Regions from separate parts of the Homo sapiens genome. Here region 2 is linked to region 1. The links are chromatin loops, found by intact Hi-C in ENCODE. Cell type or tissue: uterus. All regions are shown on one strand. Each heading gives the region's core, and the rest is flanking DNA. Links, peaks and the distances in the headings are about the cores only. Region 1 has its middle 9.0 kb from the start of G3BP2. Region 2 overlaps RCHY1 (ring finger and CHY zinc finger domain containing 1).

The links. Peaks named below come from ENCODE experiments on the same cell type or tissue, not always from the same donor. Only the 100,000 strongest peaks of a DNase experiment are listed, where the experiment ranks them.
Region 2: a loop joins it to region 1, with 9 times the contacts of the local background. A loop is called at or near these places in 20 of 110 quality-filtered maps.

Annotation. Positions count from the first base shown.
Region 1 is chr4:75,680,934-75,683,854 of GRCh38, forward strand. It overlaps a transcript of G3BP2 not described here. Among named protein-coding and RNA genes, the nearest start is that of G3BP2, 9.0 kb to the left of the region's middle. In uterus, for the core only: no CTCF peak of the experiment used is centred there; no DNase peak of the experiment used is centred there.
Region 2 is chr4:75,500,949-75,503,869 of GRCh38, forward strand. All of the region lies in intron 3 of RCHY1 (ring finger and CHY zinc finger domain containing 1), which reads right to left. Among named protein-coding and RNA genes, the nearest start is that of RCHY1, 12 kb to the right of the region's middle. In uterus, for the core only: no CTCF peak of the experiment used is centred there; no DNase peak of the experiment used is centred there.

The DNA.
Region 1 (2,921 bases), core at 228-2,727:
TTCCACCCTGGCGACAGAGCAAGACCCCGTCTCAAAAAATAAATAAAAAATTAAAAAAAAAAAAAGAAAAACCGTGGCCTAAGTCTTTCTCTTAAATATAGTCAAATTCAGCCAGGCGTGGTGGCTCATGCCTGTAACCCAGCACTTTGGGAGGCCAAGGTGGGTGGATCACCTGAGGTCAGGAGTTCAAGACCAGCCTGGCCAACATGGTGAAACCCCGTCTCTATTAAAAATATAAAAATTTGCCGGGCGTGGTGGCATGCACCTGTAGTCCCAGCTACTCGGGAGGCTGAGGCAGGAGAATCGCTTGAACCCGGGAGGCAGAGGTTGCAGTGAGCCGAGATCGTGCCACTGCACTCCAGCCTGGGCGAAAGAGCGAGACTCCGTCTCAAAAATAAATAAATAAATAAATATAGTCAAATTCAGAAGGAGGAGGAAAAGGATATATAGTAGTCCCCCCTTATCTGCAGAGGGTACATTCCAGGACCCTCAGTGGATGCCTGAAACACCAGACAATACCAAACCCTATATATACTATGTTTTTTCCTACACATACATACCTACGATAAAGTTTATACATTAGGCACAGTAAGAGATTAACAATTACTAATGATAAAATAGAAAAATTATAACAGGCCAGGCGTGGTGGCTCACCCCTGTAATCCTAGCACTTTGGGAGGCTGAGGCAGGTGGATCACCTGAGGTCAGGAGTTCGAGACCAGCCTGGCCAACATGGCGAACCCTGTCTCTACTAAAAATACAAAACTTAGCCGGGCGTGGTGGTGTGTGCCTGTAGTCCCAGCTACTCGGGAGGCTGAGGCAGGAGAATGGCTTGAACCCAGGAGGCGGAGGTTGCAGTGAGCCAAGATCGCACCACTGCACCCCAGTCTGGGCAACAGAGCAAGACTCCATCTCAAAAAAAAAAAAAAAGAAAAATTATAACAATATGCCAGCATCACTACTCTTATACTTTGGGGCCATTATTAAGTAAAGTAAGGGTTACCTGAACACAAACACAGTGAAACTGGGATAGTTGATCTGATAACTGAGAAGGCTATGACATGACCAACCAGAGGGTAGAGCAGACAGCATGGATACACTGGACAAGAATGATTAACATCTTGGGTGGGATGACAGAGGAAGGTGCAATATTTCATCACACTACTCAGAATGGTGTGCACTTTCAAACTTATAAACTGTTGGCCAGGTGCGGTGGCTCATGCCTGTAATCCCAGCACTTTGGGAGGCCGAGGCAGGCGGATCACGAGGTCAAGAGCTCGAGACTATCCTAGCCAACATGGTGAAACCCCGTCTCTACTAAAAATACAAAAATTAGCTGGGTGTGGTGGCACACGCCTGTAGTCCCAGCTGCTCGGGAGGGCTGAGGCAGGAAAATCCCTTGAACCAGGGAGGCAGAGGTTGCAGTGAGCCAAGATTGTGCCACTGCACTCCGGCCTTGTGACAGAGCGAGACTCCGTCTCAAAAAAAAAAAAAAAAAAAATTATGAACTTTATTTCTGGAGTTTTCCATGTAATATTTTTGGATAGCAGTTGAACATGGGTAACTCGAAGGGGGAGGAATAGTGTAGTACTTTTGAAAGCAAATGTGTTTTATTAATTTCGTTCAGCTCCCAGGTTATAAAACTATTCAGGGTAGTAAAAAATCAACTGTATGGAAAATACAGGGCTTTCATCAGCAGACAGAAAACTTGGTAGTTGTGAAACTTCTCATTGGGAAAAGATCTCCATAAAGAAATCATGCAGCTGGGCTGGGCACGGTTGCTCATGCCTGTAATCCCAGCACTTTGGGAGGCCAAGGCGGGCAGATCACGAGGTCAGGAGATCGAGACCATCCTGGCCAACACGGTGAAACCCCGTGTCTACTAAAAATACAAAAATTAGCTGGGCATGGTGGGTGACGTGTGCCTGTAATCCTAGCTACTTGGAAGGCTGAAGCAGGAGAATTGCTTGAACCTGGGAGGCAGAGGTTGCAGTGAGCTGAGATGGCGCCATTGCACTCCAGCCTGGTGACAGAGCGAGACTCCGTCTCAAAAAAAAAAAAAAGAAAGAAAGAAATCATGCAGCTGATAGACACAGCGCATTGTGACTTTCTTCTACCTTGGCCAGTCTGGAGCAGAACACAGCCAGTCCCTCATGCAGGGTCCGCATCAGCTCTCATTTTCCACCCACACATTTCTAGGTGTAACCACTTCCTTGTAGAGTCTAGACTAGCAAAACTGGGGGATCTGGCTCCATGGCAGCAAAATACTTCTCTCTGCTTTACCTCAGCAGGAAGCATACATGAGATTATAACTAGGGCAGGAATGGTCCTCAGAATAAAGATGTAGGCCGAGCACGGTAGCTCACACCTGTAATCCCAGCATTTTGTGAGGCCAAGGCGGGCAGATCACCTGAGGTCAGGAATTTGAGACCAGCCTGGCCAACGTGGTGCGAAACCCTGTCTCTACTAAAAATATAAAAATTAGCTGGGCGTGGTGGCGTGTACCTGTAATCCCAGCTACTCGGGAGGCTGAGGCAGGAGAATCACTTGAACCTGGGAGGTGGAGGTTGCAGTGAGCCGAGATTGTGCCATTGCACTCCAGCCTGGACAACGAGCGAAATTCCATCTCAATTAAAAAAAAAAAAGAATAAAGATGTAACCTGCACTTCTGGTTAGTTCATAAGCCTGGCTTTTTAAACATCTATATCCTCCTGCTGGACTGCCACTCTGACCTATATGCCTCTGTTGACTCACTACCTAGGTGAGTCCTGGCTGTGGAAGTAAATTACCTGGCTGCTAGTGTCTGGCTCAGAACTGACAGGAGCTCCCAGTTATCTCCCTTTTTCTAGCTGGGTATCTAGTGATCCCTGCTGGGCCTGACCCCTAACTCCATAGCCATGCCGTAAAATACCCATGTTTAT
Region 2 (2,921 bases), core at 250-2,749, 180 kb before region 1:
TTCAACTCTAACCAGTTTCTCAAATATATATTTATAATTTTTATACATACTATATACAATAAAATATGTATATATTTTTAGACAGAGTTTTGCTCTTGTTGCCCAGGCTGGAGTGCAATGGCACGATTTTGGCTCACTGCAACCTCCCGCCCACGGGTTCAAGCAATTCTCCTGCCTCAGCCCCCCGAATAGCTGGGATTACAGACATATACCACCACGCCTGGCTAATTTTGTATTTTTAGTAGAGACAGGGTTTCTCCATGTTGGTCAGGCTGGTCTCAAACTCCCAACCTCAGGTGATCTGCCCGCCTTGGCCTCCCAAAGTGCTAGGATTAGAGGCGTGAGCCACTGCGCCCAGCTCTTTTAATATTTTTATTATCTAAAAAATAATAGTCATTATTGATGATCATATGTCATTTGACTAAAGACAGTATTTGTCAAACTTAATAGATTTTGCTTCCAATATCTTTTGGCAGATTTTTTAAAAATCAAAAGAACTCAAAAATCCTCGAGGGTAGTTTTTCAGTATGCCATATGCACTCATTAAAAGCAACTGCAGAAAATAAACATTTCAAATATTTTTGAACAATGACAAAAGATAAAATGCCTCCTAAAATGCCTACTTGAAGTGAACATAATTATTTGTCTATAACGTGAGTCACATATTACAATACCCAATAACATAAAACAACTTTTCTATTTGAAAATTCTGTTATTCTATACATTAAACATCTCCTAATTATGTTCCACTGAACATGAAAAGGATTCTATAATCAAATACTGTTATTAGAAACTCAATATACTTGGATATTTGCACTGTACAATTAACAAGTTAAAAGTTCTGAAAAGGCTCAGTGCGGTGGCTCACGCCTATAATCCCAGCACTTTGGGAGGCCAAGGTGGGAGGATCACCTGAGGTAGGGAGTTCAAGACCAGCCTGACCAACATGGAGAAACCCCATCTCTACTAAAAATACAAAATTAGCCAGGCATGGTGGCACATGCCTGTAATGCCAGCTACTCGGGAGGCTGAGGCAGGACTTGAACCCAGGAGGCAGAGGTTGCGGTGAGCCAAGACAGTGCCATTGTACAACAGCCTGGGCAACAAGAGTGAAACTCTGTCTCAAAAAAAAAAAAGTTCTGAGAAGGGATTTTGATTAAATTCAGCATTTAACAAAGCTTTTATGACTGCAAAAGCCTTTTTATACAATATTCACTCTGTACCCAGGTCTAGTTCTTTTTTTAATCAATTCTGTTTTAAAGATGAATATTTTGTGACATTTATTCTTTCTTTAGAAATCTTCCAAAGAAGGCCAGCTGCGGTGGCTCACACCTGTAATCCCAGCACTTTGGGAGGCCAAGGCAGGTGGATCACGAGGTCAGGAGATCGAGACCATGCTGGCTAACACGGTGAAACCCCGTCTCTACTAAAAATACAAAAAATTAGCCAGGCATAGTGGCGGGCGCCTGTAGTCCCAGTTACTTGGGAGGCTGAGGCAGGAAAAAGGCATGAACCCAGGAGGCAGAGCTTGCAGTGAGCCAAGATCGCGCCACTGCACTCCAGCCTGGGCGCCAGAGTGAGACTCCGTCTCAAAAAAAAAGAGAAAAGAAATCTTCTAAAGAAGAAAATCTACTTTTTCTTTAATAGAATAAACTCATTCTATTCTGTTTGCAATTATCATATGGGTCCATTGAACCCTTTCATAAATCTGATACATTATGGAATCTTAATCTTATTTTTCCTAATTTTGGTATTTCAGCATCCTAGGAATCCTTTCACATTATCAATCATTCCCAACTATCCTAACAAAAAGACTAAAATGCAAAGCATGGTAGAAAGACCTTTCATGTAGAAACATGAAAGAATGACATGAAATAATCACTAATGCATAATCCTTCGGTTTTCTTTCTGTACTGCTCAAAGTATTACATCATCTTTCCAGAAGGCATTAAAGAGTCCGCAGATACCTTCTTTGTAGTTTTCCTTGAACACAGTTGAGAAATCAGAATTTTTCATTTTTCACAAATAGAAAAAAAAAAAGGAAAATTTAGACAAAGCAGAAAATAAATGCAAAAAGGCAGATAACCATTCTAGACTGAAGGTTCTCCACCTAGGCAATATTTACATTTTGAACCAGATAATACTTTGTAGCAGGAAAGCGTCTTGCACATTATAGGATGTTTAGTAGCATCCCTGGTCTCTATCCAGTAGATGTCATTAGCATCTGCTACCCCTCACTCCCTGGTTACAACAGCTGAAAATGTCTCCAGGCATTGCCAGATATCACCTGGGAAAAAACTCTCCCCAGTTGAGAACCAGTGCTCTGGACTCTAATTATAATGATGGTGAAATCAATCCTATAAGCAATAAATCAGATTATGATTTTCAGATGATGTACCATATGAATGGTCTCACTGAAAAAAAGGAATGAACAATATATTTCTAAGGACAAAAAGAAAATATGGTGGCCAGGCACAGTGGCTCACACCTGTAATTCCAGCATTTTGGGAGGCCAAGGTGGGCGGATCACGAGGTCAGGAGATCAAGACCATCCTGGCTAACAAAGTGAAACCTCATCTCTACTAAAAATACAAAAATTAGCTGGCTGTGGTGGCGAGTGCCTGTAATCCCAGCTACTAGGGAGGCTGAGGCAGAATTGCTTGAACCCAGGAGGCAGAGGTTGCAGTGAGCCGAGATCACGCCACTGCACTCCAGCCTGGGTGACAGAGTGGGACTCCATCTCAAAAAAAAATTAATTAAAAAAAAAAAGAAAATATGGTATCCTCACTTAGTCATTTATTAGGAAGGACTTCAAATTACATTATTTCATGACAAAAACCTGGACATCCTTAAAGAATGTGTGATAATATTCTTCCATCTTTTATGACGTTTGTACACCAAAATTTACTTAATATGGTTCA